2 separate regions of the Homo sapiens genome follow, and region 1 is linked to region 2. A link is a loop called in an ENCODE intact Hi-C map of the cell type or tissue named here. Cell type or tissue: GM12878. All regions are shown on one strand. Each heading gives the region's core, and the rest is flanking DNA. Links, peaks and the distances in the headings are about the cores only. Region 1 overlaps LOC105370476 (a long non-coding RNA gene). Region 2 has its middle 120 kb from the start of LINC00871.

The links. A loop is a pair of places that touch in the nucleus more often than their neighbours do. Peaks named below come from ENCODE experiments on the same cell type or tissue, not always from the same donor. Only the 100,000 strongest peaks of a DNase experiment are listed, where the experiment ranks them.
Region 1: a loop joins it to region 2, with 3 times the contacts of the local background. A loop is called at or near these places in 6 of 110 quality-filtered maps.

The regions. Positions count from the first base shown.
Region 1 is chr14:45,417,656-45,434,689 of GRCh38, forward strand. LOC105370476 (a long non-coding RNA gene) reads left to right here. Exons shown (of 5, transcript XR_943820.3): 2 at 563-685. Among named protein-coding and RNA genes, the nearest start is that of MIS18BP1, 170 kb to the left of the region's middle. In GM12878, for the core only: a CTCF peak has its summit at 9,222 (motif pointing right); a DNase peak (open chromatin) is centred at 9,216.
Region 2 is chr14:45,937,160-45,954,193 of GRCh38, forward strand. No RefSeq gene overlaps it. Among named protein-coding and RNA genes, the nearest start is that of LINC00871, 120 kb to the right of the region's middle. In GM12878, for the core only: no CTCF peak of the experiment used is centred there; a DNase peak (open chromatin) is centred at 10,098.

The sequences.
Region 1 (17,034 bases), core at 6,069-14,068, 520 kb before region 2:
TTGAACAATGAGAACGCTTGGACACAGGGTGGGGAACATCACACACAGGGGCCTATCTGGGAGTTGGAGTGCTGAGGCAAGGATAGCATTAGGAGAAATACCTAATGTAAATGACGAGTTGATGGGTGCAGCAAATCAGCATGGCACATGTATACCTATGTATCAAACCTGCACGTTGTGCACATGTACCCTAGAAGTTAAAGTATAATAATAATAATAAAAAGAAAACCTAGTTTAGGAGTATGCATCTGTAACAATAGCTGAGTCTTGGCCAATCTCAGCCGCCATACTTCAACCACTCATACACTGCTGAGTGTTCAAACTGTGTTCAAATAAGGCAAATTCGGAGCTGTAACCAATTCAGTTGTTTCTGTACCTCTCTTCTGATTTCTGTATGTTCCTTCCCTTTTTTTGTCTATAAATTTGTTCTTACCACGAGGCATCCCTGCAATCTCTCTGAATCTGCTGTGATGCTGGGGGCTGCTTGATTTACGAATTGTTCTTTGCTCAATTAAACTCCTTTAAATTTAATTCAGCTGAAGTTTTTTTTTTTTTTTAACAGATGGTGTTAGAAGTGGGGTCTGAAGTAGAGCCTCTATAAGAACCCCAGGAGTGCTGAGTGAACAAGCAAGGTATCTGCTGGAGCTACTTGTGTCCTTTGATCTCTCAGCAGCTGGAGATCATGGTAAGTTCTCTCTCAGATTTCAGAGCTCCATGGATTTGTGTTTTGAGCTCTCTAAGTTTCTTTGAGCAAATTTCTGTTCCAAACTGGGTTTGGAAGTTGCGACAGATATTAGACTGGGTTCAGGATGGGATTTGATCCAGTAATTAACTGATTTGGATCCAGTAACAGGCCACTTACATCTGACTGGGTTGGAGATAAACTGGTAGTAAATGGTAATATTGCAGGGGCTGTAAAATTTGGCTTTTGAAAATTCACAGGGATTTTTGTGTTCTACCCCTTTGTTTCATTTTTCTTGCATGCTTAGGTAGAAAAAAAATCATTGGCTAAGTTCACTAACGGAACCTGAAAGCAAAGCCGATATTTTAGTTAAAAATAGAATTCTTAATTTCTGGAAAACTGAGTTCCTTCTGGCTTATATGTTAGGCCTGGGAGGGAGCAAAGTCTTACGGAAATGGCAAAACATTACTAAAGGTAACTTACAGTGGAACATTCCAAATGAACAACAGTGCATTGAAGTGCATTAAAAAAAAAAAAGTAAAAAAGGAAAGATGGCTCCCAAATTAGTCTCATCTAGGGATGCCAATTGATATGCAGAAGCTTCTAAAAAGATTTCAATATTTTTTTTTTTTTTTTTTTTTTTTGAGACGGAGTCTCGCTCTGTGGCCCAGGCGGGAGTGCAGTGGCGCAATCTCGGCTCACTGCAAGCTCCGCCTCCCGGGTTCACGCCATTCTCCTGCCTCAGCCTCCCGAGTAGCTGGGACTACAGGCGCCCACCATCACGCCCGGCTAATTTTTTTTGTATTTTTAGTAGAGACGGGGTTTCACCGTGTTAGCCAGGATGGTCTCGATCTCCTGACCTCGTGATCCGCCCGCCTCGGCCTCCCAAAGTGCTGGGATTACAAGCGTGAGCCACCGCGCCCGGCCAGATTTCAATATTTTTATTTAAAGCACACATATTTTGCTCTGGCCAGAATGGAAAATGTTAATTTGGTTACCCCATGCCACCCCCTGGGTAGCATCTTGCAAAAGTAAGAGGATTTTGCTTGTGGTTCTGTGATTTTCCATTGTGATGCAGCTTGCCTCTCAGTGGTTGCTAGGGCCACTCAGGGAAGAGGAACTCCAAAACCTGACATGTTGGCAAAAAGGTAAGAATTGCTTACCAGTTAGACTTCTGGCCTCTCTGTCTCTGTGCAAACCTGTTGAATGAATAATAAAGATTCCTGTTTATATCCTCTGTAAAATTTTGATTAATTGAAAAAAAGCATTTGTGAGGCTAGTCTCAAGCTGTAGCCAATCTGGTGTGCTTTTTATGTCTTTCTGTATGGTTCTGTCATAAGGAGGAATATCTTAAGCTAGAACATGGGCTTAGGACCCCATAACCCCGCTGTTCAAGCCAGCCTGGCAAACTGATCAGTTACAAACTTTGCTACACGTCTCTGAAAACACACCCACACCCACACACCCCCCAAAACTGGATAGGTCTCCATTTTGTTTTACGTGCTTGGGAGCTTGACTTTGTTACCATGTGGCAGTACTTTCTTTTGGTCTCTGCCATTTTACAATGGTGGCCCAGGTTCAATTCTGGCTTAGGGAATGAGTACTCTGGTTGATATCTGTGTGACCTTTACCATTTGCTGATTCCCCTCCACGAACAACTTCTAGTTTCCCTTCTTATACCTTCCTTTCTCTGAGCTATGTTTAAAGATTCTAGATTGTAAAAACTGCTTACCACTTCTTTGAAAATACCTCGTGCACTCATGATTAAGTCATAACCTTAATTGAAGCTTTTTGGTTTCACTTGTGAGGTTACTTTTGGTAAAGTTTAAAAGCCAGAAATATTGTCCACTTGGTGTGGCTTAAGTCGGGTAATAAGAGATTTAAAAATACTTTTATAAAGAGGGTTATTTTTAAAAGTCACCTTAATTAATAGTGGATATTCAAGCTCTAACAATTTGGGACTCCTTGGGAAAAGCAAAGGAGGCACCATAGATCCTGTTTTGAAAAAAACCCTCTGTTTTTGTCATGAAAACTTAGGAATTAAAAGTGGATATATCTTCCTCAAAATCTAAGACTCTGCTCTGTTTTGCATTGCATTATCTGATGTTTTTGACTTTTGGGCGTATCACAAATTACTTTGCATTATGAGAGAGCTTTGGTGTGTAACAACTAAGTAGGAGATATACTTTTAAGGATAGGCTGATTGCAGAATGTGCTAATTGGCTTTGGGATGCTATGTGATAAAATGCACAGTAAAAGCATTGCACTGTCTTGTCGCATAGCATTTCCTTCCTTTTTGGGATCCAGGATGTGATGTAAAAATGGGACCTTTAATTTTTGAGATTTGTTTTTGTCTTCCACCTGTGCCTGCTTATTAGGCCATAAAAACTGCATGCTTTAAAGAGAAACTTAGAAACTGGCAAATGAAAAAATCTTACAGTTACTGGATCTTCTTCTGTCTATCTGAGTAGTTATATATGTGTCATGTGTGTAATGTTTATATAAAAGAGCTCTAATTAACTGTATTAAAGAAAAATAAGTGCTTAGATCAAATATTTTATAAGAAAAATAAAAACTAGGCTGGGCGTGGTGGCTCACGCCTGTAATCCTAGCGCTTTGGGAGGCCAAGGTGGGTGGATTGCCTGAGCTCAGGAGTTGGAGACCAGCCCTGGCAACACAGTGAAACCCTGTCTCTACTAAAATACAAAAAATTAGCCAGGAGTGGTGGTGTGTGCCTGTAATCCCAGCTACTTGGGCGGCTGAGCCAGGAGAGTCACTTGAACCTGGGAGGCAGAGGTTGCAGTGAGCCAAGATTATGCCATTGCACTCCAGCCTAGGCCACAGAGCAAGACTCTGTCTCACAAAAAAAAAAAAAAAAAAAGAAAGAAAAATAAAAACTGTAATGACTTTTAGTTTATGTGACTTTAGTAATCTTTGGGAAATAAAAATTTTAAAGATTATTGGCAAAAATAAAGACATTTGGTCTAAATTAGGCAGGTCAGATATTAAGTTTGCTAAGTGCTTTAAGATCATAAACTGCTTCTTTGACTTTTAAAAATTGTTCCCTAATTTACCTAGTTTGGAGCATTTGATTCTAGATAAGGCTTTGAGATGTGTGGAAAGCCATGGTCCTAGCTACGCTGGAAAGAGTCAGACCTTGTCTGGTGTCCTAGGCTCCACACCTAGTACACAATTAAAATCCTTCACTTACCAAGATTTTTCACCAATATTAAAAATTGCTAAGAGTTACCATTATAACAAATGAGACCACCAAAAAAATTGTTCTATATGCAAGGTGTGTGAGGAGAGTGAAATGTGTTTTTTTGGTAAAAATTATAAGAAGGCATGGGAATATACATTTTTGCCTAGTTCAGAGGGTTAAAGGATTGTTTTAAACTGGATGAGATAAAGCTAAAGGTTTAAACAAATTGTGAAAGGTTTGTAAAGATCATTCTTGTAAAGAAACTGTGAACATATTGACTAAATTTAAAGGTTTTTCTGTAAATTAAACATTAAAATAAAAGCACAATGGGTTTTTCTAGAACACTAATCTCTTTAACAAAAATTTATAAAGGGTTATAAAAGATGTATGAGAACTTTACATTGTGGTCAAACTGATTAAGATTGAATCAATTTGTTTATAAGGTTTTATTAAGAATTAGGGTTGACATTAGTGATACACTGATGCAAGGGTGAAATTTAGCTTTCTCTTGAACAAGATTTTCATGTAATATTAGGATAATGAAAGATTATTGTTTGCCTTTTGAATAAACTACTGAAAAAAGAAGGGAAAGAAAAGACACAGATTGTTTGGAAAGCTAAGTCCTCCCTCTATCAATGAGTAAAGGTTTTTGCCTTTTTAACAATGTTCAAGTCATCATTTTGGCGAAATGAATGACTTATGGTAACCTGGAATTCTGTTTCATAGAATCAAGTGTTTTAAACCTTTAACATATTTGATAGGCTTTCCAAAATAAAATTTCAGCTTCAAAATTGTATTTTCTGACCTCTAACTTTGAGATCCTACAGAGGGCCCCTGAAGCATCCAAAAGAGAGATAAATAGGGCTATTTGACATGTTAAGTTCCATGGGAAGCATTGTCAAAATAAAAGATAATGATTAACCTTCTTCAGGTTGTATTTTCGTGTATGTCATCGATATGTTCCAAAACTGTATGGGATTTCTAAAATTTTAATATGTCTGAGTATATGTTATCAGTCATAATTATGGTTATTAGGTTGTTACCATAAACCATAGAAATAACCAAATTTCCTTATCAATTGTGTTTTTGACTATTACTATTTAAAGTCATTTCCACAGTTAATTGCTTAATGCTGTTGCAGTTTCTGAAAACTTCACAAGCACACAAAATCCTTGAATATGGTGTCTTTTAGGAGATTCATGAAAGGCTAGAAATGCTCCTGAAAAGCACTCTTGAATACAGGTTTCTAATAATTTTAGAATCATATTATTTGAACTGGGTAATGAAAAGACTGACTGGGTTATAAAACTGCTAAACCAAGTAGAACAAAAATTAATTAAATACCAAGAAAATGCCTTGCCAGATTTTCATGCTAAATTAGCTGATACTAAAATTATTTAGATATACAATTTGAATGAACTCATGGTCTAAGTCAATTTATTTACGATAACCCATCAGTTTTCAGTGCTATGCACCTAATTTGGAGAAGCAACCAGTATTCAAGAGGATGTAAGTCTAATGTTAATTAAGCATGGACATATGGAGAACCAGGATGGCCACCGTGTTCTTCCCGAGTCCTTAAAGCTTTTGTTATTAAAGGTTCTGCATTCCATGACTCATCATGGAAAAGATAAAATTAAAGGTCCAAATTAAATATATATTGGTGTGGTGACTTCTAAATTGCTAAAATAGTTTATGACCAATGTTTGGTTTGTCAAACTCATATTCCTGGGAAGACAATCAAAGCTTCAGGTACATTTGGCTACCTAATGGACTCTTTAAATATTTATAAAGGGATTTCATTCAATTGTCATTTTCAATGCATTTTTTCTGGTTGTTTAAAAGCTTTCCCATGCAAGAGGGCTGATATTATAAAGTGAATTATTATACTACAGTGTATTTTCATCAGGTAAAGAAAGCTTTTTATGATTCACTGATTGAGGACAATCAACCCCTTCACAATCTAGAACTCAAAGATTGACTCTTCCGATAACATCAGAGAAAGACTGCCCTTGATGTCTATACTACAGCAAAACTTTGGGCCTTGAACCATGGGTTCATAATCTCACAACTGAAAAGGGGGTCCCTGCATACTCTTGGAACAGTACACTCATTGGAACCCTTAAGGTAAAGCTAACCACAGAAATTTCTGCCCAGAAGAGGATGGCATCCTTGATGTGAACAGCTTTTTCCAAGATCATGGGTCAAGACTTTTACTATTACGAGACTCTTATCTTTGGATATTTTTTTCCTTGCTTATGCCTTTATGAACAATAGAAGTGAAAAGGGAGTCTGTTATGTGCATGTATTTACTTTTATTTATGAATTATTTTGCAGCCAGCCTTAATACATGGATAACCTTATACTTTGATAAAGATGAAGACCCAATGTAGGTGAGAAACTTTAATGGTACATACATTGCCTCATAATCAGTCAGAAACAGAACATTGGTTCACTTCTCTTAACCCATATTATGGTTAAAGGGAACATTGCCAGGAGGCCTTTACTCTTCTAGAAGGGCATAGTACGTTTTTTTTTTTTTTCCCATAGTTGGAGTAAAAGAGGCAATGATTAGAAATGTCTCCCTTATGAGAGGAACTACAGTAGATTCTACTGTACAGGCTATAGTTACACAACAGACTTTAAATTCTCATGTGAAAATGATGCTAAATAATAGAATTGGCTAAATAGAGAAGTATATGTGCAGCTGCTGGCACTTATGGCCTATGGAGAAGACACTGGGTATTATAGAGATTCAGTTGTAGGGGATTAATGAAAAGACTAGTTAGTTAAGCAACTAGACTCTTTATCTAGCTCATTCTTTGATCTATTTGATTTTAGGTGGTTTGGTTTATGGGAACCCATGGTAAGGAGCATACTCCAAACTCTTGGTATTATCCTCTCAATAGTCATAATATTCTCTGGTGCACTGTATTCTCTCAAATGTTTTAAGTGTTTGCATGCAGCCATGTCTAGAATGCCAAATGGTCTCTCTTCAACTGGAATGACAAGAACTGAAAGAAATGTGTGACCATGAGGACACTGTAGCTTATGAATGACAACCTGAGACCAGAAACCCAAAATGATGGTAACTGAGAGTGGCACTGAGTGACTAAATTTTGGTAACACTCTCACCTAAGTGAGAACCTGATGAAAAAGTTTTTGGTTTTTTTTTTGTCTTTTTTTTTTTGAGATGGAATCTCACTCTGTCGCCCAGGCTGGAGTGCAGTGGCATGATCTCCGCTCAATGTAACCTCTGCCTCCTGGGTTCAAGTGATTATCCTGCCTCAGCCTCCTGAGTAGTTGGGACTCCAGGGATGTGCTGCCACACTCAGCTAATTTTTGTATTTTTAGCAGAGGTGGGCTTTCACCATGTTGACCAGGCTGGTCTTGAATCCCTGACCTCAGGTGATCCTTCTGCTTTGGCCTCCCAGAGTGCTGGGATTACAGGGGTGAGCCACCATGCCCGGCCAGATTTTTTTTTTAAAACAAAATTATGGATGTCCATTGTTTTGGATTGAGCTTATGCACTAGGCCCCAAGAAACCAAACCAAACAAAAATGGAGTTGCTTTTGCTAAATGTGACATAATCAAACTGACACTTTAAGTAAACTCATAGATCCTAGAATGAACCAGGTTTTGTTTTTCTCCTGTAAACAGGATGCTGCAGCATAAAGAGGTACCCTCTACTCAGTCCTTGTTCCTACCTTTGAAAAATTCACTGTTCTACTGTTTCCAAGTGGGTTTCAAAACCAAAAAGTATATTAATGATGGTAATATGACATCAATAATTGAAGTTTTGGTCAATCTCTCAAAATTGAGAAAATGACCAAAAGGGGAGAATTGTTAAAGCAAACTAAATGTGGCCTGAGAATATACTTCTATATTTGAGTCCTTGTGGATGAACTGCAAACTAGCTTGATAGGTAGACAAGATTGAAAACCTAACTTTGGCGTATGCAACAATAGCTGAGTCTTGGCCAATTCCAGCAGCCATACTTCAACCACTCATACACTGCTGAGTGTTCAAACTGTGTTCAAATAAGGCAAATGCCGAGCTGTAACCAATCCAGTTGTTTCTGTATCTCACTTCTGATTTCTGTATGTCACTTTCCTTTTTTTTTTTGTCTATAAATTTGTTTTTACCACGAGGCATCTCTGTAGTCTCTCCAAATCTGCTGTGATTCTGGGGGCTACCTGATTCACAGATCGTTCTTTGCTCAATTAAACTCCTTTAAATTTAATTCAGCTGAAGTTTTTCTTTTAACAAGGGAATGCTTTCAATTTTTCCCCATTAAGTATGATGTTGGTTGTGGTTTTGTCATACATGACCTGTATTGTGTTGAGGTACATTCCTTCTATGCCTAGCTTGTTGAAAATTTTTATCATGAAGGGTGTGCTGAATTTAATCAAATCCTTTTTCTGTATTGAGATGATCATATGGTTTTTGTTTTTAATTCTGTTAATATGATATATCATATTTATTGATCTGCATATGTTGAACCATCCTTGCATTCCTGTGATGAATCCCACCTATTCATGGTATATTATCTTTTTGATGTGCTGTTGAATTTGGTTTGCTAGTATTCTGTTGAGGAATTTTACATCTGTGTTCATCAGGGATATTGGTCTGTAGTTTTCTTTTTTTTATTTTATCCTTATCTGATTTTGGCATGAGGGAGGTACTGACATTGTGGAATGAGTTAAAGAAAATTCATTCCTCCTTGATTTTTTGGAATAGTTTCAAGAGGATTGGTATTAATTCTTTGTATATTTGATAGAATTTGGCTGTGAATTCATCTGGTCCTCGGCTGTTTTTTTTGGTTGAGAGGTTTTTATATTCCTGATTAAATCTCGCTATTCGTTATTGGTCTGTTCAGGAGTTAGTTCTATTTCTTCCTGTTTCAATCTTGGTAGGTTGTGTGTTTCCAGGAATTTATCTATTTCATCTAGATTTTCTAGTTTGTGAGCTTATAGTTGTTCATAATAGGAGGAGGAGAAGATTCTTACTGATAATTTGGATACTGAAGGTGAAAGAATGTTAGGAATAAAATAAAATTGAGGAATATAAATGATACAATGTTAAAAGAAGACAGAGGAAACTTATGGGGAGATAGATTCTAAGACTTGAACAGGATGAAAATCAGACTTGGTGCCTGGCTGCCAAGCTGTAGTATTTTCCAGAAGCAGCTATGTTTCTCTGATTGAAACATGTGGGAATGTACCAGGGTGCATTTCCCTGATTGAAACACGTGGAAATATACTCAGGAACCTCCTTACTGCTCAGATTTCACTCACAAACTCAAACCTCAGGATTTTTTCAATACAACCACTAGGTGGCACTAATGGTACATTCTCTATATAAAGCTGCTATTAACTTGAAGGATCTCTTTCCTGTTGCTGAATTTGCTCTGGGGTCACAGTAGGGGATCCTAGTTCTAGTACCTCCTGGCTATACCATGAGTAAATGATTTAATACTAATATAACCCGTGTGTTCTTAGAGGAAATGACTTTTATTCTGAGTCTTCCTAGAGAATGTGACTTAAAAATTTATTGAGCACACTTCCCCTATATTTGTAAAATAATAACATAACTTTAAGTCAAGATTGGTCTGTGAGCAACTTGCTTTTTTTGTATGTGCTTTCAGATGGACAAGTATTGTAGAAGGATTTTTTTTTTCCTGCAGTATCTCCACAGGAGAAGAAGAGAATCTCTTAGATTAATCCCTCAGGGGCAGATTTCTTGGTATTTAGTTGATTTTTAATTATACTTATGGTACAAGGACTTGACTGAAAACCTTTTAAGGCATTATGGCTGGCATTATCTTTGAAACAATATTTCTATATTTTTTATCACCGCCTACTCAAGCAAGCAGTCAATTTTGGGCTCATTGCTTCAGAGGAGGAATGTAGCAGGACAGGAAATAGATGCATGTTGTGAATCTCTCTGAGTATTGTGTTTCAAAATTCTAAATCTTAATATGAAGAGGATTTATGGGAATAGAACAAGTGCTGATCAGAAGCTGGGAAGACATCAAGGTTATATACCATGTCCCAGACTAGAAAGAACTTTCTTCAGGATGGGAAGTAAAAAGGGATAGAGGCCCATGGGACCAGGGAAAAGAGGGACCTGGGGCAAGAAGGACCTAGGGCTTGCTTCCAGTGCCATTAGGGTGGCTGCAAAACCCTACAGAGGGAGTGGGAATCCTCTGGCATTATATAACATTTCTCTCCCAAAGTTGTTTATGGAAATGGCAGAGAGCCATAAAAACTGAAGAGGCCAAGTCATCAGAGATAATGAATGTCACAGTAACAAACCACCCGTGTGGACTGGGCCATTCCTTATTAATCACTTCCCCCACAAACTCCAGTGCCTTGGCACTTCATATAAATTTGGGAAAGGGTAAGACTAGCATCAAGTATTTTCTATTACTCCATATCCTGGGGGCTTGGGATAAAAGTTGTTGTAGAAAAGAAATGTATTTTTCTTATACATCTGAATATGTGGACTGGGTTTTATTCTTCCTCTTCTGGGAGGTCTTTTCTCTGTTTAGTTTAGTATCCTGGAATTCTAATTTTTCCCAGCATGGCTGAGACACCACCACCTCCTTTGAATGCTTTTGCTCAGTGGGGTTGAAAGTGATCTTTTCTTTGGAACTTTTGAAACATGTCAGTTGCCTTACAGGATACTTCTCCATCCTAATTCGAATTGTGGTTATTCAAGAACATGGCATCACAGCAAGGATCATAGTATATGCATGGTTTAAATTGCCATCACATTTAATATAATATGTAGTGAATTGATATTTGCTAATGTCAGGGAGTAAGTACAGTAGTATAGTCATATTAATAGTAGTTTGAAGTGAAGCAGCAGATTCACATGGAGCTACATCGGGCTAAAATCTCATGCATTTAAATATTCTTCAGTGGATTGTTAGGTTCTGGGAGATTTTCTTTTTCTTTCTTCTCTTTGATGTTCTAACTACTAATATAAATGCCACTGCAATTAAGGTCAGGAATATTTACCATGATGTCATGCTCTGTTATCATTGAGAAATTATGGTTGCATAGGAATCTATGTAATATCTGAAAGACATATAATTTTCGTTTCTTTAAAAAATGTTGATCAATTTTATAAAATGATGCAGGATTGTTGAAAAAAATTGTAATATAGAGAAGTATAGCAAGAAATGTAAAAATCACCTGATACCATTTCAAAAGAAGGCAATTACTATTAACATTTATGGGGGCCCTTCCATCTCTCTCTCTCCATTTATATATTTACATATATAATTATTTCACATAAATAAGGCTGTGTCATACATGTTATGAGGTAACTGCTTTTTTCTACTTATCAATATATGCCTTTCTATGTCAATAAATAGGAATTTCTAAATAACTTTTAAAGACTGCATAGTTTTTCATCATATATAAGTACTCTGATTTATTTAAGTCATGTCCTTTTCATAGGCTACACACTAACTAGATTACCTTGGTAGATCCCAATATGTGCACAAATACAAGTTAACCTCAAATATAAATATACATATATAAACTTTTAAGGATCCAAATGAAATATTTCAGTTTATTTAAAAAATATTGAATTAGTTACACACAAACTTGAAATCTATTATTTTTAAATTATTCTTTTCCTAATTTTATAAAACTACTTCACTGTTGTTTTGAGAGGTCTATTTTGAGTCATTGATCATACATCTCCTGCACAAATAATCTTTTTTAAAAGATCAAAGTTGTTTCATTTACAGCACTTTTTGAATTACTGTATGTAGCAGTCATTGAAGTTTATCCCAACTTAAAGGACCTATTTGCTCTTTGTGATCTCTGCATGTTATCATTCACTTTACTGTTTTTTTGTTTGCATCACTTTAAAATTGTTTTCTATTTTAAATTTGAAATACATCACACATTTTGAACAGAGCAGAAAAATATTACATTTTAAAAATACTAATGATAATAATAATAACAAGAAAACAGATTTTTCTGGGTAGAGGATACATAATTTGCAGCCTTTTTTTGGGAGAAGATCAGAGCCCCTTTCAGTGTCTAATGAATGCTACAAACCTAATCTGATTAAGTAGCAGAGTTTATTGAAGGAAGGTAAAGTACATTTCTTTTTATTTTAAATTTCCAACTTTTATTTTAAGTTCAGGGTTACATGTGCAGGTTTGTTACATAGGTAAATGTGTACCATGGTGATTTGCTGCACAGATCATCTCATCACCTAGGTATTAAGCTCAGCGTCCATTAGCTATTTTTCTTGATGCTTTCCCTCCTCCCACCCCCCACCCTCTGACAGGCCCCAGTGTGTGTTGTTTTCTCCCACATGTCCATGTGTTCTCATCATTCAGCTCCCACTTATAAGTAAGAACACATGTATTTGGTTTTCTGTTCTCGCATTAGTTTGTTGATAATGGTCTCCAGCTCCATCCATGTCCCTGCAAATGACATGGTCTCATTTATGTGCCACATTTTTTTAATCCAGTTTATCACTGATGGCCATTTAAGTTGATTCCATGAGTTTGCTATTGTGAACAGTGCTGCAATGAACATACATGTACATGTATCTTTATAATAGAGTGGTTTATATTCTTTTTTTTTTTTTTGAGATGGAGTTAAACTCTTATTGCCCAGGCTGGGGTGCAATGGCATGATCTCAGCTCACTGCAACCTCTGTCTTCTGAGTTCAAGCGATTCTCCTGTCTCAGCCTCCCAAGTAGCTGGGATTACATATGCCAACCACTACGCCCAGCTGATTTTTGTATTTTTAATAGAGACAGGGTTTCACCATGTTGGCCAGGCTAGTCTTGAACTCCTGACGTCAGGTGATCCGCCTGCCTTGGCCTCCCAAAGTGCTGGGATTACAGGCATGAGCCACTGATCCCTGCCAGAATGGTTTATATTGTTTTACGTATATGTCCAATAATGAGATTGCTGGGTTGAATGGTATTTTTGCCTCTAGATCTTTGAGGAATTGCCACACTGTCTTCCACAATGGTTGAACTAATTTACACTCACAACAACAATGTATAACCATTCCTTTTTCTCCACAACCTCGCCAGCATCTGTTTTTTGATTTTCTAGTAATAGCCACTCTGACTGGTGTGAAATGGTATCTCATTGTGGTTTTGATTTGCATTTATCTAATGATCAGTGATGGTGAGCTTTTTTTCATATGATTGTTGGCCACATGTATGTCTTCTTTTAAAACGTGCCTGTTTGTGTCCTTTGCCTACTTTTAATTGGGTTTGTATTTTTTCTTATAATTGAGTTTACGTTCTTTATAGATGCTGGATGTTAGACTTTTGCCAGATGCATTCTTTGCAAAATTTTTCTCCCACTCTGTAGGCTGTTTACTCTGTTGATAGTTTCTTTTGCTGTGCAGAAGCTCTTTAGAAGTGTAATTAGATCCCGTTCATCAATTTTTGCTTTTGTTGCAATTGCTTTGGTGTCTTGGTCATAAAATCTTTGTCCATGCCTATATCCTGAATGGTATTGCCTAGGTTTTCTTCTAGGGTTTTTGTAGTTTGAGGTTTTACATTTAAGTCTTTAATCCATATTGAGTTAATTTTTATATAAGATGTAAGGAAGAGGTCCAACTTCAGTTTTCTGCATATAGCTAGCCAGTTTTCCCAGCACCATTTATGAAATAGGGAATCCTTTTCCCATTGCTTTTGTCTGGTTTGTTGAAGATCAAATAGTTGTAGGTGTGTGGTCTTATTTCTGAGTTCTCTATTTTGTTCCATTGGTCTATGTGTCTGTTGTTGTACCAGTACCATGATGTTTTAACCAAAACCACTGTAACCACTGTAACGTTTTAGTATAGTTTGAAGTCGGGTAGCATGATTGTTTAGAATTGTCTTGGCTATTTGTGCTCTTTTTTGTTTCCATATGAATCCTAAAATAGTTTTTTCTAATTCTGTGAAGAATATCTGTGGTAGTTTAGTGGGAATAGCATTGAATCTATACATTACTTTGGGCAGTATGGCCATTTTAACGATACTGATTCTTTCTATCCATAAGCACAGAATGTTTTTCCATTTGTTTGTGTCCTTCTGATTTCTTTGAGCAGTGGTTTGTAGTTATCCTTGAAGAGGTCCTTCACTTTCCTTGTTATCTGTATTCCTAAGTATTTTATTCTTTTTGTAGCAATTGTGAATGGGAGTTCATTCATGATTCGGCTCTCTGCTTGCCTGTTGTTGTATAGGAAAGCTAGTGATTTTTGCCTATTGACTTTTGTACCCTGAGACTTTGCTGAAGTTGCTTATCAGCTTAAGAAGCTTTCGGGCTGAGACTATGGGGTTTTCTAGATATAGGATCATGTTATCTGCAAACAAAGATAATTTGACTTCCTCTCTTCCTATTTGAATACCCTTTATTTCTTTCTCTTGCCTGATTTTCCTGGCCAGAACTTCCAATACTATGTTAAATAGGAGTGGTGAGAGAGGGCATTCTTGTCTTGTGCTTGTTTTCAAGGGGAATGCTTCCAACTTTTGCCCATTCAGTATGATATTGGCTGTGGGTTTGGCATACATGGCTCTTACTATTTTTAGGAATATTTCTTCAATATCTAGTTTATTGGGAGTTTTTAAAATGAAGGGATGTTAAATTTTATCAAAGGCCTTTTCTGTATCTATTGAGATAATCATATGGTTTTTGTCTTTAGTTCTGCTTATGTAATGAATCACATTTATTGGTTTGTGTATGTTGAACCAACCTTGCATCCTGGGGATGAAACCAACTTGGTCATGTGGATAAGCTTTCGGATGTGCTGCTGGATTCAATTTGCCAGTATTTTATTGACATTTTTTGCATCGGTGTTTGTCAGGGATATTGGCCTGAAGTTTCCTTTCTTTTTTGTATCTCTGCTAGGTTTTGGTAGCAGGCTGATGCTGGTCTCATAGAATGAGTTATGGAAGAGTTCCTGTTTTTCAGTTTTTTGGAACAGTTTCAGTAGAAATAGTATTAGCTCTTCTTTGTACCTCTGGTAGAATTCAGCTGTACCTGTCTCTGGTCTTGGGCTTTTTTTGGTTGGTAGGCTATTGATTACAGCCTCAATTTCAGAATTAATTATTGGTCTATTCAGGGATTTAATTTCTTCCTAGTTCAATCTTGGGAGGGTGTATGCAGTATTTTCTAGTTTATATACATAGATGTGTTTGTAATATTCTCTGATGGTTGTTCATATTTCTGTGGGATCAGTGCTGATATCCTTATCATTTTGATTGCATTTATTTGAATCTTCTCTCTTCTTTATTAGTCTAGCTAGCAGTCTATCTATTTTATTATTATTTTTTAAAAAAGCAGCTCCTGGATTTGTTGATTTTTTAAAGGGTTTTTTGTGTCTCTATCTCTTTCAGTTCAGCTCTGATGTTGACTATTTCTTGTCTTCTGCTAGCTTTGGGCTTTGTTTGCTCTTGGTTCTCTAGTTCTTTTCATTTTGATGTTAGGTTGTTAACTTGAGATCTTTCTAACTTCTTGATGTTGGCATTTAGTCCTATAAGTTTCCCTCTTAATACTGCTTTAGCTGCATCCCAGAGATTCTGGTATGTTGTATCTTTGTTCTCATTAGTTTCAAAAAAAACTTCTTGATTTCTGCTTCTATTTCATTATTTAACCCCAAAGTGACTCAGGAGCAGGTTGTTCAGTTTCCATGTAGTTGTATGGTTTTGAGTGAATTTCTTAATCTTGAGTTCTAATTTGATTGTGCTGTGGTCTGAGAGTGTTATGATTTCAGTTCTTTCGCAATTGTTGAGGAGTGTTTTACTTCTTATTATGCGATCAATTTTAGAGTAAGTGCCATGTGGCAGTGCGAGGAATGTATATTCTGTTGTTTTTGGGTGGAGAGGTTCTGTAGATATTGATTAGGTCCACTTGATCCAGAGCTGAGTTCAGGTCCTGAATATCTTTGTTAATTTTCTGCCTTGATGATCTGCCTAATATTGTCAGTGGGATGTTAAAGTCTCCCACTATTATTATGTGGGAGTTGAAGTCTCTTAGACAGTCTCTAAGAACTTGCTTTATGAGTCTGGGTGCTCCTCTACTGGGTGCATATGTATTTTGGATAGTTAGCTCTTCTTGTTGAATGGAACCCTTTACCATTATGTAATGCCCTTCTTTGTCTTTTTTGATCTTTGTTGGTTTAAAGTCTGTTTTGTCAGAAACCAGGACTGAAACCTCTGCTTTTTTGTTTTCCATTTGCTTGGTAGGTTTTCCCTCATCCCTTTATTTTGAGCCTATGGGTGTCTTTGCATGTGAGATGGGTCTCTTGAAGATGGCATACCAATGGGTCTTGGTTCTTTCTCCAGATTGCCATTCTGTGTCTTTTAACTGTGGCAGTTAGCTCATTTACATTTAAGGTTAGTGTTGTTTTATGTGGATTTCAAGAGAGAAGTGGGCTGGCCTGACTGAAAAGTAGCGGCAGCAGCAGCAGCAGCAGGGTTTAAAGAGGCAGTACACTCTGAAAGATGAGGCAGATTGGGCTGCTTGAGAGAGTGAGCCAGGAGCAGTTAGTGCTGGGGGACTCTTTATGAGAATCTTACATGATTATTTATGAAGGGGCATGAGGGGGTATCACTTGTAATCATGTTTTAGGTGGTTTCCTTGGACCTGCATGTTTTGTGATTGTACATGGTAGTACACATGTTGTATGTCTCATTTGTATTTAAAATCTCCACCCAGGGTTTGTTTTTTACTATGATTATCAGTAAAAGGCTACTTACTCTAGGGTGAGTTACTGGGGGAGTGAGTGTACTCATGAGCAAGAAAAGTCTCTACCATGGTTATCTCTGGCTAGGGCCTGATAATTTCCCTTCAGATCCAGAGGAGCCCAAACACAAGGTCACAAGTAGTTAGTGTAGCCATTGTCTTTTTCGTTGACTGTCAGTTGAGCAGCACTGACTGTCAGTGGGAGGTGTCTCCAAGACTCTTCCTCAGGGCTTCTCCTGTCTGTTTATTTCTGGCTGTGTGCCTTCTCTAACAATGTTACAAATTCAAAATGCAAGATAGACCAATAGATTTTAGTATAACAGAGAAGTGTATTGTTATGGTTTCAGATTATATATTGTAATTAATATTTAAGGAACTTCTATTTGTTGAGTCTTGGTGTACAATTATCTGGAAAGGCTTTTAGA
Region 2 (17,034 bases), core at 5,255-13,254:
AAATATTACATAGCCATGCCCAAATGAAATCATGTCTTTGTAGCAATATGGATGCAGCTAGAAGCTGTTATTCCATGCAAACTAAGGCAGAAACAAAATCAAATACATGTTCTTATAAGTGGGAGCTGAACATTGGGTACACATGGACATAAAGATGGGAACAATAGACATTGAGGAATACACAAGGTGGTGAGAGGGAGGTAGGCAAAGGCTGAAAAACTACTTATTGAGTATTATGCTTACTGCCTGAATAATGGATTCATCTGGACTCCACACCTCAGTATATTGCTCCACATGCAATATACCTTTGTAACAAACCTGCATGTATACCCCCAATTCTAAAATACAAGTTTTTTTTAAAAGAATAAGAATTATATTAGACTACTTTTCAGAAATCACACAAACAAGAGCAGAGTGGAGTAAAATATTTAATGTGTTGAAAGAAAAAAATATTACCAACCTAGAATACTGTGTCTTCTGAAATTATCCTTTAGCATGGAAGGAGGAATAAAGACCTTTCGGAGGGTCATAAACTAAATGAATTCATCTCCAACAGAACTGCATTGGGAGAAATGTTAAGAGGTTCATCAGGGAGAAGGAAAATGATATATCAAAAGCTCAAATCTACATAAAGAAGGAAGGCATCAGGAAAGAAAGAAAGATGAAAATTTTATTCCTAATTGATCTAAAAACAACTTACTAAAAGTGATAATAGTAACACTGTATTGGGTGATTATCGTATATGAATAAGTGAAATGAACGACAACATCAGAAGAGATGAAAGGGAGGAATTGAGATACTCTGTAAGGTACCTGCAATACACATCGAACAGAGCAGTGTTATTTGAAGGTGGACTAAGATTAGTTAAAAATGTCTATGGTGAAGTTTAGAATAACCACTAAAGTAATACTTAAAGACATAATTGATGAGCTAAGAGAGATAAGCCATCCTTAGTTTTTGAACAAGTATACTTCTCCGTAGGGCAGCCTTACTGCATGGCAGCTTGCTTCATTAATGTCAGCAGGAGAGAGAGATTATTAGAATGATGGAAGTCTTATGTAACATAATCATGGAAGAGCTATCTCATCACCTTAGTTACATTCATTAGAAACAAGTCACAAGTCCTGCCTACTCACAAAGGGGAGAGTATTATACAGAGTGTGAATACCAAGAGTGGAGCATTATTGGAGGCTTTGAGTCTCTTCCACAGTCATTGTTCTTCATATATGAGGAGCTGTATCTACAGAAAATGTTACTGATTATGGTGTGATATACTACATCAAGTTGAGAAGGAAGCGCCTAATGTGTATTGATGTTTTAAATTATTTTTGCTCTCTTCAATTCCTCTTTTCTATTTCTATGTTTTGTTACTTCACGGTTACCTTCCTTTTCTTTCTCAGAGAAGGCGGAAGACATTAGCCTTTGGATCATCTGAGCTACTTTCTCTCCATATTAGTTCCACTAGTATTTATCTTGTTTATTTTTTTCATTGTCATTTTTATAGCTTCGATAGAAGGGAATAACCGTTTTTTTTCCAAATGACGTGCACTATCATCTATCCACTTTTCTTGTCTTGTCAAGTTCTTGTTCTACTAACCTGCCAACAATCATTTCATATAAAAATTTACACAAACTTTCCTCTACCTTTCATATATTTTCCTATTTTTCACTGTCATTTAATTTTTTGAAAGTCTTGGACAATATTTCAGAGTCACCAATTTAATTTTCCCACATCCTATCCACTCTTTAACCTAGTACCTCATGGTTTCTGTTCCTAATACTCTGGGAAACCCTTTGATTTGAACATTATTTATTATTTGCTATATCAGTGATTTATCAATTCCTATTCTTATTCGCTATAATTTTTCCCCAATTATCTTATCTTGGACTATTATAATAGCCTCCAAATTGGCTTCCCATTTTCCATCTGCTCTCATTCTAATTTATTATATGCACTGTAGCTCAATATATCATATGTAGCTCTAATCATGTCACATGACTTTCTAAAACTGCTTAAGTTAAATGTCATATAGAAATCCTAAAGATTGGATGTAAATAGCATCACACAAATTGTTAAATATAATTATTTCAAAATTAATAACTATAATTATTCCATATCTACTGGTATATTATTTGTCCTTTGGTGCCCATTGGCCATTGTAAATGCTCTGAAATAAATAAAATTTTGTACTAGTACATAGGCAAATTTTATGCTTCTGACCCTAAAATAAACTAGCTATATGACTTCAGGTAACCAAATTTTTTATTAGACACGGACTGCTGCTATTTCATTTCATTTGGTCCAAATAAATTGAGACTATAAGGTAAGAGTGCAACTGCATAAGTACATAACCTACAATCCAATTTTATCAGATAGCCCTAGCGCTATATTTGACTGAATTGAAACCTCCTCTCCCTAAATTAAAGGTAATGAATTTTTCTAAAAAATATATTTGGTGTTCAAAAATTCAGTCTCAAATATGTGAAATTCTTCTGCTCTTCAAACTGATGTTAAGATTTTAAAGTAGCTGTACAGACATGATCTTCTGTCAGTTTGAACAGAATCTTACTAATCCACCTGACATTAATTCATTTAAGTCATCTTCTTATGAGCAACAGAGAGGAAACCTGTCAGAAAGTTTCTATCATAGCTGAAATGCAGCTGCCAAGGTTTATTTTTTCATACTGTCAGACATAGAGGAGGCTTATTTTAGTGTGCCAAATATACTTTCATTATTCTTGACTTTACAAGCATAATATGATGTTTGCTTTAATGAAAATGGAGTAGATTCTTGTGGTCTACAAAAGTGTCAGGGCATAGTAGTCTCGGAACTAGAAGCATTTGTGATTTCAATGGTAACTAATCTTCAATTTTTTTGGTAAAATATAAAGCTTAATTTTTAGATAATTAGTATGAAAATAATCCCTTCAAAAAAGCACAGTGTACTCTCAGTCTTTTGAAAACAATACAGAATTCTTAAGATTATTTTACCACATGTTACTCACCTGTTTATTTAAATTATTTGTACAAAGTTATTTAAATGTTTATGGTTGTTTAGGATTTAAATTTTTCAGTGTCAAAAATACATGATGTTTCATTCATTCTCTGTAGATGTCAAATTACTGCCCTCAAATCAAGTGTCACAAAGGACCTATGCTTGTACTCCCTGGACTCATCTGGTGTGGTAAACACCAGGGCAACATGAGGAATTCTAGAATAGAAAACAAAAAACATTGGTGTTGGAGATAATCAATAAGTTATAATGAGTTCATTCATTCATTTAATAATTTTTGAGTAGCCCAAAGCTAACACTGACTGAAATTTAAAAAGGAATCCTCTTTTTCAAGATACTTTATGGCCATCTGCTGGAACATTGTTGTAATAAATATACAAATCTATGACTACAATGTGAATTTACTTCTTATAATTGTGTGGTACCTAACTTTTTCAACACTGAAGGTGATGAAGAACAACCATATCCTTGCTGTCATGGAGAGATAAAGATGTATAAAAAATAGTTACACTGTCTGATAGATATTATTTGGTCAGATAAGTGCATGAAAAAGAAAATAATTTAGAAGGAGCTAACAGAGAATGCCTCCTTGGTCAAGGGATAGTAACATTGAGATCTCAGTAATGAGAAGAAAATCTGCCACATAAAAACTGTAGGAAAGAGCAGAGTGAACTACGTGTGCAGAGGCTGTGTCTTAGTCCATTTGTGCTGCTATAACCAAAACACCATAGGTGTATGAATTGTAAGTAATCAGCATTTATTTTCTCATAGTTTGGGAGCCTGGGAAGTACAAAATCAAGGCGCCAGCAGATTTCAGTGTCTGGAGAAAACCTGCTTCCTCAAAGGTAGGCTTCTGTCCTTTTTCTTGCTGTGTATTCACATGGTGGAAGGGGTTAGGCAGCTTTCTGCAGTCTCCTTTGTAAGGGCACTAATCCCATTCATGAGGACCCCACCCTCATGAGCTAGTCACTTCTCAAAGGCCCCACCATCTAATACCATCACACTGAGAATTAGGTTTCAACATATGGATTTTGGGGAGACACAAACATTAAGTTCATTGCAGGCAGTGATGCATGAAATGAGTAGTAGGTATGTGTAAATAACTGAAAGAAAACTAGATTGGCTAGAGTATCAGAAACTGGAGGGAGAACAGAATAACTGAAAACAGATACATACAACAATGAGAAATGGTTGTATAAATTATGGTCCATTTGTACAAGAGAACACCATGTAGCCATTGGTGAACATGTTTTTGAAGGATATTCTATGGTATGTGAAGCTATTCATCATAAGTAAAAAGCAGGACATAAAACCCCACCATAGGTGTATATGTGCTACACGGTTTTTCAATTTCATTGCGTCTGTAGGAAAAGAGTGAGATATATAAAGATAGTTAAAGCAATTATTTCTATTGGTAAAGTTATGAATTATTTAAATTTTATTTTAATGTCTATTTTTAAAAAAAATATTCTACTCAACATATTCTCATCCAGGTATGCAAACAGACATACACAGGAAATTTTTGATGCTTCATTCTTTGTCATAGCAAACAAGTAGAATAAAACAAATTGTTCCTCAATAAGGGAATGGATTAATACACTGTATTCTATTAATACAATAGAATGTATAGTATTATAGTCAAAAAGGAAAAAATAACCTAGAACATTCATTAAAATACATAAGAAATAAAAAGATAATTTTGAAATGATCAAGTTAGTTGCAAAACGTAACTATATGTTACAGTTTATATGCATTTTAAGAAAAGTTTTAAATATTCATAGTTACAAATACATGTGTGTACATATTAAATAAAATACAGGCTAATTATGTTCTTCCATTAAAAAAATAGTTTCTTCGGATAAGGGAGCAAAGATAAATGGATGAGAGTAACTTTAGCTGCATTTATGATATTTCTTTTTTAAATGGATCAATCTGAAGAAAATATAACAAAGTATTTAAGATTGTTTAATCTTGTCTCCTTTGTGCCATTCTGTATGTTAATATAGTAAGAAAGAAAACAATATTTAAGGTTTTAAATTAAAAATGTTAAGACTCATGACCTCATGTGGATATCACTACTTAAGGAATAGCATATTTTGGAGAATCTCAGGTCAACTTACAATTTCTACTGTAAATAAGACATGCAAACTAAAGAGAGCATAAAACAAATACACAGTTTAGCAAGTAGTTATTAAGTAAATTAGATAATCACCACTCCAGGTCAAGAAATGGAATATTATAGCAGCTAAACCCAAAGTGGGCCATTTTCCTATTTTTGAACTTTATATAAATGAAATGATACTATATTTGTATAATTATACTATATGTGTATAATGTATGAAATTATACTACATATGTATAGTATATGTAATATATATATTCTTTTGTATGTTGTTGTATTAGTTCAGTATTGTGTTTGTAAGATTATCTATGATGTCGCATTTAGAGATAGTTATTTCATTTTCATCACCATGTAGGTTTATCCATGCACCTGTTAGTAGACATTTAGATTGTTTCTGGTTTGAACTAAAAACATAAATGTTGCTCTGAACATTTACACAGCCTATAAGTATACATATATATGTGTATCCTAGCACACACATATACAAATGTCTCTAAGGCAAATGCTTAGGAATGAAATTGAAGGGTCATAGAAAATGCTTATCTTTAACATTATTACTATATGTACTGAACTGTCTTCCAAACTGGAGTTACCAGTTTACACTCCTACCAGCAGTTTATCAGAGTTCCAGTTTGTAAACAAAATTATTATTTCCCTGATTAGTAGTGAGATTGAATCCTAGTTCAAGTGTTAAGTCATGTAGAATTCCACTTTTTAAGTGTTCTTGTGTATGTCTTTGGCCCATCTTTCTTTTGGGGTGCTTGGATTGGTTTTACTAATGACGTATTTTTGTTTTTTTCTGAATACTAAGTCTTAGAACTAGTCTAGCAACCGTCTTCTTCCATTGTGTTACCTGTGTTTTAATGGTCTATTGATGAACGGTTCTTAATTTTCATTTGGCAAATTTATTAATCTTTTTGTTTATGGTTCATAACTTGGGATCTTATCTAAAAATTCTACAGTGATGTCATGGAGATACTATCCTGTATTATCTGCTAAATACTTTATAATTTTGACCTTCTCATTTGATTCTACTTTCGATACAGCTGGAATTAATCCATTTCAAATGAAACTTTCCTTCTCCTTCTCCTCATTCATTTAACAGGTTGCTAAAGAAAACTAGCATTTTTTGAGAAGCATTTCTTGAAGAAATGTTGAAGATAGTCTGCTTAGGAGTGGGAATATAATATGGGGTGGATCAGGAAGTTTGACCTACAATAATATGTAAATTAAAGTCCATTTAATTTTATATAAATTGTGCTAATCCTCATATGTTCAGGGAGAAATAAAGGAGTAAATTTAAAAAAAACTGTTTATAAATCAATTAAAAATGATTGAATTTATTGGGGACATAGACATGCTTTTAATGGTTAGCTAATATGATCCAAAATTTGGGACTGCAAGTAAAAGCATCCTAACAAAGGATAGATGGAGAAGGATACAGACGAGCTGAGAAGGAAAAAAACTTGTAGACATAGAAAGTTTAGTTAATTTTTTTATTTTCCTTGGTGATAAATAGGAGCTGAAATATGGTCAATTGCAAAAAGTAGACAAATTTGAATTATTTATAGTCAGCTCAAAGGGGTTTTTGTGTGTGTGTGCATGCATATAAGTTGGATGTGGAACTTAATTGTATATAGCTATGGTTAGGGCCTGGAATTTAAATCAAGTAAAAAAAGTCATAGAGATTTGATTCAGGGATTTGTTCCCCTTTCCTCTCCTAAATCATTATCAGTCTGTCCTTCTGCTTATGCTGTAACTGAATGGCCTATCTACAGGCCTGATGCCATTTAGAGGCTAAATATTCTTACCCGTCTAATAACCATCTGAAAAAATCAAATGCTGTATAAAAGTTTTGGTTTTCAAGGATTTTTTTAAACATTAAGATTCTAAGTACATGCAAAAATAAACACAAAATATTAGGTGAACTATCAGCAATTTAATTGGGTAAAATATTTCAGTTTCTATAGTAGACTTAGAAAGCAGACTTTATCATCAAAATGGCTTATTTTAATTTTTATTTATGAGTGAACGATATACCCGAGATTTGCTTTATTTTAATGCAGAAATGTTGGTAGGTATAAATAAAGGATGGCAGCAAGTTAATTCTGTTGGTTGGGTGATGGGTATGTTGATATTTATTGTACTATTGTTTTATTTTTTTCCTGTGTTTAATAGTTTCCATAATAAAAAATTTAAGATATAAAGCTGATTTGTAAGGATGTTACTTGTTAAGGGATAAAATTTAAAGGCTACAGGTTAATATAATTTTTTTCTGGGGTGGAAAAACTACTTTGCTCACATACATATTAATGTCTCCATCCATCTCTATTCATTTATTCTCCCAAACATCCACCCCTCCAACAGTCCAATAAGCACTGAGCCCTCACTACTCTAAGACAGTGTATAGATCATTGTAGAATATAAAATTACTTAAGGGAAGGTCACTGAAACACAGAATTATGGAAATTGAAGAAAACTTGGAGCTAATTAACCAAAATCTACATTGTATAAATGATTATCCTGAGGCTCAAGAAGTTACACAGTTTCCCCAAGATCACACAAAGATTTTAGTGACAGAGAAACATATCCAAGATTGAAAACTTTTCTTATGTTACATGTAATGAGTCATACACACTTGATGTAACAAAAATATTTATTGGGTTCCATCTACTGCAATTGTGAAGGCTTCCATGTGAGTGATAATGGAATTGCACTTTCCTATGTTCTCTTATAAAACTCATTTAATAGCCACAGTGGACTGAATCCATTGAGTTTTTCAGTAACATCCAATTCTGCTATATTCAGGTCCATCTTCATATGCTGTGAAAAAAGATTTCACAAATATGGAAGTGGTAAGAAAGCATGCATTACAAACCTAAGTAAATTTGGCAGATTCACCTTAGGGATTTTGCTACAAAAAGCAGTTTCTGTGGGATAAAAAGTATTTTGACATGGAAATATCTTAATAACTCTATAAGGTTGTCAGTTTTTCTTAGGGGAATTTTTTTCTACCAAGATAAATTACAATTTTGTCTCTTTTGAGGTTGCAAAATGAAGGTTGCAAAGGCAGCAAATAGCTGGTGCCTAGAAAAGCAATAAACTTGCTCTGCCTTAGTTATAACTATATAAAAAATGCTCAAAACTTTTGCAGTGCTTATCATAAGAAAAATGTGTGTAATTTGGGACTAAGTAAGGCTGTGTAGACTGATGGCTATCTGAGGCTCTGACTTCTACAAATTAGTAGCTGTGTAATCTTGGACAAGCTATTAAGCCTCTCTGTGCCTGTTTTCTTCTCAGGTAAATGAGGCTAATAATAAAACCTACTTCATAGTGTTTGGGTGAGGATTAAATTACATTAGTCATGCAAAGCTTTTAGGCCACTACCTGAAAAATCATAAGTGTTCAATTAGTACTAGTTAGTATTAGTCTTCATATTATTTGATTCAACTACGTAACAATTTATGGTAGAAAATTCATTAATCATTGTTGGCTAAGTTGGCTAGAGCACTAATTTTCAAATCTGTTGAGAATTTGGAGCAGTGATTATCAGTTGCCAATCTAGAGATACATATTAGTGTCCGCTCCCTCTATCTTCCCTAGAAATAGGACCCAATTTTATTTGGGGTAGGAAGGCATCCAAGAATGAGGCAATGTATCTTGGGTGAAGTATCTTATATAAACTCTGGGTTAGGAGATGTTTGCATAAGTATTTTCTGGGATGCTGAGAAGGCTGCTTCAAGGGCAATCCCTCAACTTGAGAGTGCTTCATTTTTTTCTTCATCTAATTTTCTCCTGTTTCTTGCCGCAAAAGAAAAAAGTATCAAGCGGCTAATTTGGAGCATGAAGCAACATTGAAGATGGAAGCCATGATTAAAGATGGTAGAGCAGAAAGAAGGAAACTGGGCTCCACTGAGTTTTTAGAATTTCTATACCAATTTGGGATTTCCTACTTCACAACTTCTAAAAGAAAAATGGAAGACTGCAAATCTTTATTGTGTTTGAGCCTCAGTTATTTCGAGTTTTTATTGCTAGCATTCACATAAGAATTTTAACTGATGCAACACACCTTATGGAGAATGTTGAAAATAAAGGTCCCTTGTTCCAGAGATATTCATTCAGTAGGTCTTGGATGAGATCCAGGACCAGCTAAGTTTGGAGCTATACTAGCACATAAAACTTGAGGCTTCTGGGTCATGGGGATTTTATTCCCATGTGTTAGCTTTTGTCAATTTTAGAGGGAAAATTCCTGTGAAGTGTCAGAAGACAGAAAAAAAAATAACCGTTGTATGGGCATCATATATGTGTTACTCTAGGAGGCAAACCATTTGAAATGCCCGTTCTATTACCAATAGTCAAATTTTCATAAAGAAAATTTATCATGGGAGAAAAGGCATTGGATGGACTTTTTAAAATTTTATGAGATAGGAACTGGGCAGGGAAGAAAAATAAGTTATTATTTTGCTGAAATAATGGAATAATCCTGATATCTTAAAATCAGTTGGGAGAAGTCAAGCCTTAACAAAGGAATTTACTAAATGTGGGTAGTTTGTGGTTATCAACAGAGCCAGAGGGGAAAATGGCAAAGTCATTCTGGTACTAAGGGAGTCTGTACTAAATCACAGTAATTTCAGATAAAATTGGCCAAACATCAATTCTAACAGCATGCTTATATTAAAGAGAAAAAAAAGTATTCATGGTTCAAGAAAAAAAATACTCTTTACAATCACTTGTGCACAAATATTTCTTGGTATGAATCAGAGAATATATTCTCATAACCAGCATTATACATGCATGTAATAAATGAACCTAAGAAGTCCACCAGTCCCAACTGTGGAAGTTTCATTCAGCAAGATCAGAAAGCCATTAGCCAGCATGATTGAAACCTTTTCTGTGAAACAAGGTCTGCGAGGGTCAGATTTACTCAGCAATTCAACCTTCATTACCTCTCTTTCAAGTAGAAACCCACTTGGCTTACATTTTAACAGTACATCTCTAATAGGGTGGCTCCATTGAGATCCTGGGTAGTAAAAAGTATGCCAAGGTGGTTTGGATCCATTTTGATACCTTCTAAGCCTGAGCTCCAGAGCTGCAGGGTCAATCTTCCTTACCAGTCAATAGTTTCTGTCTAGAGTGAGACACAAAAGCCTATTTTTGATATTTGGGCACCCTTCTGAAAGGATGAAAATCCAAGGTTATATCACTCTACGTGGAAAATAAAAAGCTTATGATATCTCTTTTAGTTGAAAGCTTATATAGCTCTCCTTGGTGAACATTTCCTGAGCTTTCGTTACTGTGCTGAGTGCCATTGCCCTTCTTAGAGTTGACCGCATTTCTGAGTCTGAAGCACTTGTGGGCCCTTTGGGATGAAAGACACTTTCCTTGCTAAGTGCCATCCATTTTTATTGTTATTATTAAGTCAATTCCCAAAGTCACATCCACTAACATGGCATTTTCAAAAATGACATATTGCAGCAGTGTACTGGGAAATGCTGTTCAGCTGGCTTTCTTATGCCGGCCTCATAAGTATTGTGTTTGTGGTGATACTTTTGGGAATGACGCTTCTCTTTGGTGGCTCAATATGCCCACAGGTAGTAAGCTATTAAGGGAATAATGATGGGCAAAAGCAGGTGGCAGACACTTTATGACAGGCTCGTCTTCCACCTAAGTCATCTGTTGTTTAAGAGTGTATGTAGTCTCTGTACATAAAGACTGGCTCTTGAGAATAATGCAGAGTGATGATATTCAAACACATTCTTTGAGAACTGTTAGAGTAATTGGCTTAAAATGCACTGTGTTAGTAGACATCAATTGCAAGAAATATGCCAAGTTTGTGGAAGCATGGCTTTCCTATTTAATTTCTAGAGGGAATTTGTATAATGCCTTTTCATTACATGATGGTGAAATTTGCAGTGCAAATATAACAGAAATTAGGCAACTATACAGAATGAGAATCCAGGGAACAAAGCTATCATCCAGATTTTCATAGCACTAAGGTAAATCATGAGTACACATCAAAGATATAACTCTCAAAATATTCATTTGATGGTAATAACTGCTAACTTAAAAAAATACAAAAGTGCATTTGGGAAAGATTTCTGAGGACTCCTATCTATGTACTGGTTTGAATATGATATAATTTAGTGTGGTATAAAATAATTTAGAAGAGGCTTTTTAATTTTTTTCTACTGTACCTGATAAATGCTATGTATTCTAGATAAGGAACAAAAAGAAGCAGTAGGTAAGTTTGGGCAGAGTGGTTAGTCTCAGTGCAGGCTTTATTTTAGAAGCACTTAGTACTTATTCCCAACAGTGTTTCTCCATATACAACTTATCAACTAGAAATCACAGTGGCGGCCAATGGACTCCTTAAATAAGGTTAATTCCCCTGTTTAACCCATACATTTCTTCAAGGATCACATATAGGTATGGTATAAGGGCTGTAATAAGATTAGATGTTGAACATCTAAATGGCAGCCCCGCCACGCCAACACCCAGCATATTTCTCTTTATATAAACTACTCTGACTCAGAGAGGGCCTCAAAGAAGGATTCAAAGTATATATCATGAATTTATTTTGATTAAGCTATAGAAAATACAGGATTGCATTCCAGGTTTTTGTTTAAAAACTAATAAAAATGACTCTTTAAAAAGTGCAGAGTAGACATGTATTCTATTTCATTTTCTTTTCTGGTTTTATCTTTGAATACAAGTAGTTATAGCCCAGGTATTCTTTCTCAAGAGAAAAGTTGAAAGAAAAAAAAATCAGATCACTATTTTTGTAGGGGAAACTTGAGTCTCTGTTGTTAAAAGAATTCTGGACTTGATATGTGTTCTTAGTGGGGCTCAGAGATACTTGTGTCTGCTATCTTTAAGAAATTAACTCCTGGAATTCTTGAATAATGAATTGCTAACCACTTGTTTCAAAATATTGCCCTCTCCATAAAAGAGAAATGGATACTATGTATTTGATTTTTAAAGGAGTAAAGGACACCACCAAATTTTATGTAACATAAAGGAATAAAAAGAGCTACATTTGCTTAATTTTTGGAGAATATCAATTTCAAAATTATAAAACTCAGGATGGCATGTCAAAACATTTATGAAAGACAACCCTTACCTGACTTGCCCATCCTTGAGTTTTATTGCCTTTTCTTCTGATCCAGACTATAGAAGCATCATGACATGATACTGCTTTCAACATCCTCCTTTGGACAGTCAATAAACGTGACAATACCTTTACTAAAAGTGACAATCTGTAAATAATTTCACTTAATACTTTTGAGAGCCAAAAATCCTTCCAGTCTCTCCCTCACTTCTTATTTCAGGGTAATTACGAAAAGCTTAATGTATATATTCAACCACAAAATTAAACTGAAACCAAAAGCTATGATTCTAATGATTAACTATACAAGCCTGCACAGTTCTAAATTGGCCAAACTGTCACTTTCATTGCTCCATTATGGGCACTGATCCAGAAATTAATTAGAAATACAAATTATGTCAAATTTGGACCTATGCAGACTAGCCAATTGAGCAATAAAAGTTGAAATTCCTATAAAGTGTAGAAACCACATGTGGAAATAATCATAGCCTTTTATCAATCACTTAAATATATTTTATTTGTGTTTCCATTTAGATTTCATATAAATGAATAAAGTGCATGTTTTTATAGAGATTGTATTAAAGATGATATATTTTAAAATTTTTATTAAATATTGTTGATAATGACTTTTTATTTCTAATTTTTAAATTTAATGTTCCATAGAATGTAATGAAAAGCCAAGATGCTATATGTAGTTGTGATTTATTTTTCTCAGTAATATGTTTGCCACTTTATTACAGTGGATGAGATGACTATTACTTTTATTTTTAAATATTTAAGTGCTAAAAAGGTGGTTTATTTAGTTATTCCATATTCTATATAATATATTCATCTTTCTCAATAGATTATGATTCAATTTTCTTTGCTCTAAACTTGTTTTTAAAATAAAATTACCTCTATTTCTGGATCATCAATTGCTACTCTAAATTTTTGTCTTATTATGGCTTTCTTTATACTAATTCACCTTTAATTTTCTCTCCTACTTTGGTTGAATTATTTTCCAAATTCAGAGCTTAAACTTGATTTGCACCATTGATATTAAATACTTTCTTATGTTTCATAAATTGTCCTTGATGCTATTAAAGGAAACATCAAATACTCAGTAGAAATTAGATTTAACAGGCAGATGAATCAATTTAACTAAGATAGTACTATTTTACAATGGACACTTATGATAATTCATATTTTTCAGAAATACATTATACCAAAAGATTGAAAAAGAACACATGGATAGATTGCTATATTTCTATAGAGTTGAAGCTATGTAACTGTTAAATAATCTCTCTGGGTTCTTTGTAAATTTATCATTTACAAAAGCACTTATTTCTCTGGGAAGTAGGGTGAGTCACAGTATGTTTTGAACAACTGAAGACGGGTAACTAGTCTATCATAGAATGCATAGGGCAGTTTCTAGTGCATTAAGGAGTCATGTTGTTCTAATGTAACAGAATTATACAATTATGGGCTTATGATGATTTATTTAAATTGGTAATTTAAAAGCCATTTGAGTCTATATTTTAATGGGCACAAAGAAGACATACTGCAGTGGAAAGAGTATTTAGACTGAAATAAGTGCTATGAATCTGTTTTGTCCTTTACTAATTATGTGACTTTAGGTAGGTTACTTAATCTTTCTGAGCCACAGTTCCGTTTTATATGAAATTAATATAATAATACATACCTTACAAAGTTGTAATAACAACTAAATGTCATATCATGAGTAGGCAGTTAATACAAGGTTTCTTTGTGTGTTGTCTCCAGACAGATGAAAAATAAACTTCAAGACAGAGATCAAATTTTCATGATGCTAAGCCATAAGGCAGACATTTAAGAATACTTCTCCTGCCTTCTGTGAACATACAATTTTGCCACAACTCTGTGTCTTTAACAGCTCTTTTAATTAATTTTAGCAAAGAAAAAAGGCCAAATTAGTATCTTAGCCTAGATTTAAATGGAATGTTTTGGGAAGGATTTTCACTATATTTAGGTTACAATAAAGACCTAGTGATTGCAGGTGATCCTGTGGTCCCATTAAGCAGCACATTTTTTGGAAGAAATGTAAATTTAGGAACCCTGCTTCGAATGGTAAATCCTCTCAAAGTTTGAGATAATAAGGCTTTGACAAATTTACATATTTATAAAAATTGATAATATGTGTGTGTTTCTTAACACCTTGTAAAACAAAAGAGGTGAAAGTTTTGGGAGGTCAGCCTATGGGAAGAAAAGAAGTATCACTCAGAATTTATGTGCAATCCGAAGTACGTAAAGAATCTGAAGTGGAATTTAAGGAGGCAAAAGGAAACTTGAGAGCTATGCTTCTTTCTGATGAGAAAGGAAGATGCTCAAATATATGCAGAAAGATGTCAAAGACAAAGTTTTCTTATTTTCATCTGAAGCACTGAATTGAAAGTTTCATTCTTTTTTCCTCAGTATTTAAACTGCTTTTGGGTTGTGTTTTACAGGCTATGTAATTCCCACTTCCCAATCCCTCTGGGAAGTTGTGGCCATTTTAGATATGCTGAAGTGAATTGAAGAGATCAAATTCCACATTGCAATTAAATTGATCTGACTTTGAAATGAGTTTGGTATCCAATCTAGCCTTCATTTTAATTTTTGTCTTTTGGGAAAATATAGGCCTTTCTTTAATTTTATTTACACATGCCTAGAGGCATTGTAATGGATGGATTTTACCATGAGAAAAAAAATTAGGCTACAAATAAGCACATTTGTCACTGCTGGTGAGTGAATTCTACACTTATATGTTATTAAAGTAATGGCTTTGCATGAATATATTAACTCTAGTGAAAAATCAAGGATTACAATTCTACTAAAGTTAAATTTATTATACTTTTAGGCAAGCCCTTTAAATAGCTGTGATTTTCCATTTAATTTGTATTGTATAGTGGTTAGTGGTGCTGCTTTTTGTTCCTCTTAAATAACAGTGTGCTATCTACTGGCATTTGTAGCCTGCTACTTTAATATGCATAAATCCCAATACGCTCTATGGCTGATGCTTTTAAGATGAGATAGTAGCTTTCCTGGCGTATTTGTTGATTTATTTTAGCAACTGAGAAAGTATCAGGCCATTGAGGTTGGATCCAATTAATCTTTGCTTGCTTTCTATCTTTTCTCTCTGTAATTTTTCTCAAAGCTTTGAAAAAGAGTGCTACCAAGTATGCATGTAATAGAAAAATGTTTTAAATTGGAAGTGGATCACAGTTTAGAAATTGATTGTGTCTTGTGGCATTGCTATAATGAAGAACTGTTTTAAAATACAATTATTTGACTTGCTTGAAAGTTTCTATACCACATTAATAGGAAAGTTTTTGAGGTCTAGGTTTTTCTTTGTTTTTAAGGAAGAGTCAATGCACCTTATAAATAGCATACGGTGTTACTTTTGGGATAAGTAAACTTATATGTGTTTCAATAAACAGATTCCAAATTTCCAAGAAAATAATTGGTTAAATATAAAGAAATGCTTATTTTTAAGTTGGAACATGCTGACAATGGGGAAAGTGTTCTAAATTTGGTCTTTAGCTTATGTAATCTCTGCCCACTTTTTTATTTATTTGGAAGTTTTTTTTGCAACCAGAAATGCAAACAAGTGTTGAAATTTGCATTCAGAAATTATTCTCTCTTTATTAGAATACAAATTCTGATGTGAAGCAGGTGGTGATTCAAATGCTGATAACCTGTAAAAAGTAAAAGTACCTTTATAGATATAAGAAAAGAAGAAATATAATATTTTAGAAAATGATTGATTTGAATTAAAATAGAAGTACTAGCATACTTTAGTTTTTCTGTCTTATCTGAAAATGTGTAAGCCTGAATTAGGGATTTTAGTGGCTCTAGCATTATTTGGATTTTTAAAAAATTAATCAAGCATGGAGAATTAGACTTCTAAAATATTTATTTATTTTATCAGCAAATATTTATTAGTCATCTACTATTTTAGTTACCTATTGCTTCATAAAAAAATTACCACCAACCATAGCAGCTTAAACAACAACCGTTTAGTATCTCCTACAGTTTCTGAGGGTGAAGAATCCAGTCGAAGCCTGGCTATGTGGTTCTGGCTTAAGATCTCTCATAGGGTTGTAGTCAAGATATTAGCTAGGGCTGCAGTAATCTGAATGGTTTACTGGGCTAGAGGATCCAGTTCCAAGCTCACTCATGCAACTGAGTAGCTATTCATAAGAGACACCAGTTTCTCATTATGTGGAGCTGCTCGTGACATCACAGTTGCCCTTTCCCAGATGAAATGATTGAAACGAAAGAGGATGCACCCCAAACAAAAGGTACCGTGATTGTTATTATATAATCTTGGAAGTAACATTCATCACTTCTGTCATATTCTATTGGTTACAAAGATCAATGCTGGTGCAATGTGAGGTGCAGATACTAGGATGTGTGGGAATCACTGGGATCCCTGTATTGGAACCCTGTTTTCACTTCTACTGTATGCTCTAGATGATATTAGATACAAATATGGATGACGTTATTTTGTGTCAGACAGTGAATTCAAGATCAGATTATTTTACTTCTTGTTCTAAAAATCTAGTTACAGTACAAAGGCATTCATTTGAAAATAAGTTTTCTTTAAAAAATTTCACATCTAAAGGAATACTTTAAGGATAATTTAGGATATATATCCTTAGAGAATAATTTAGAACAAAAAGATTCTGTTTCTTTTTTCTCCTATTCTAAACACCAAGCCAGATGAGTTGAAATTAAGTGAGATGCTCACTGCAGCATGGAAAAAGCAATTTCTATTGGTAAAATTTTATTTCTTA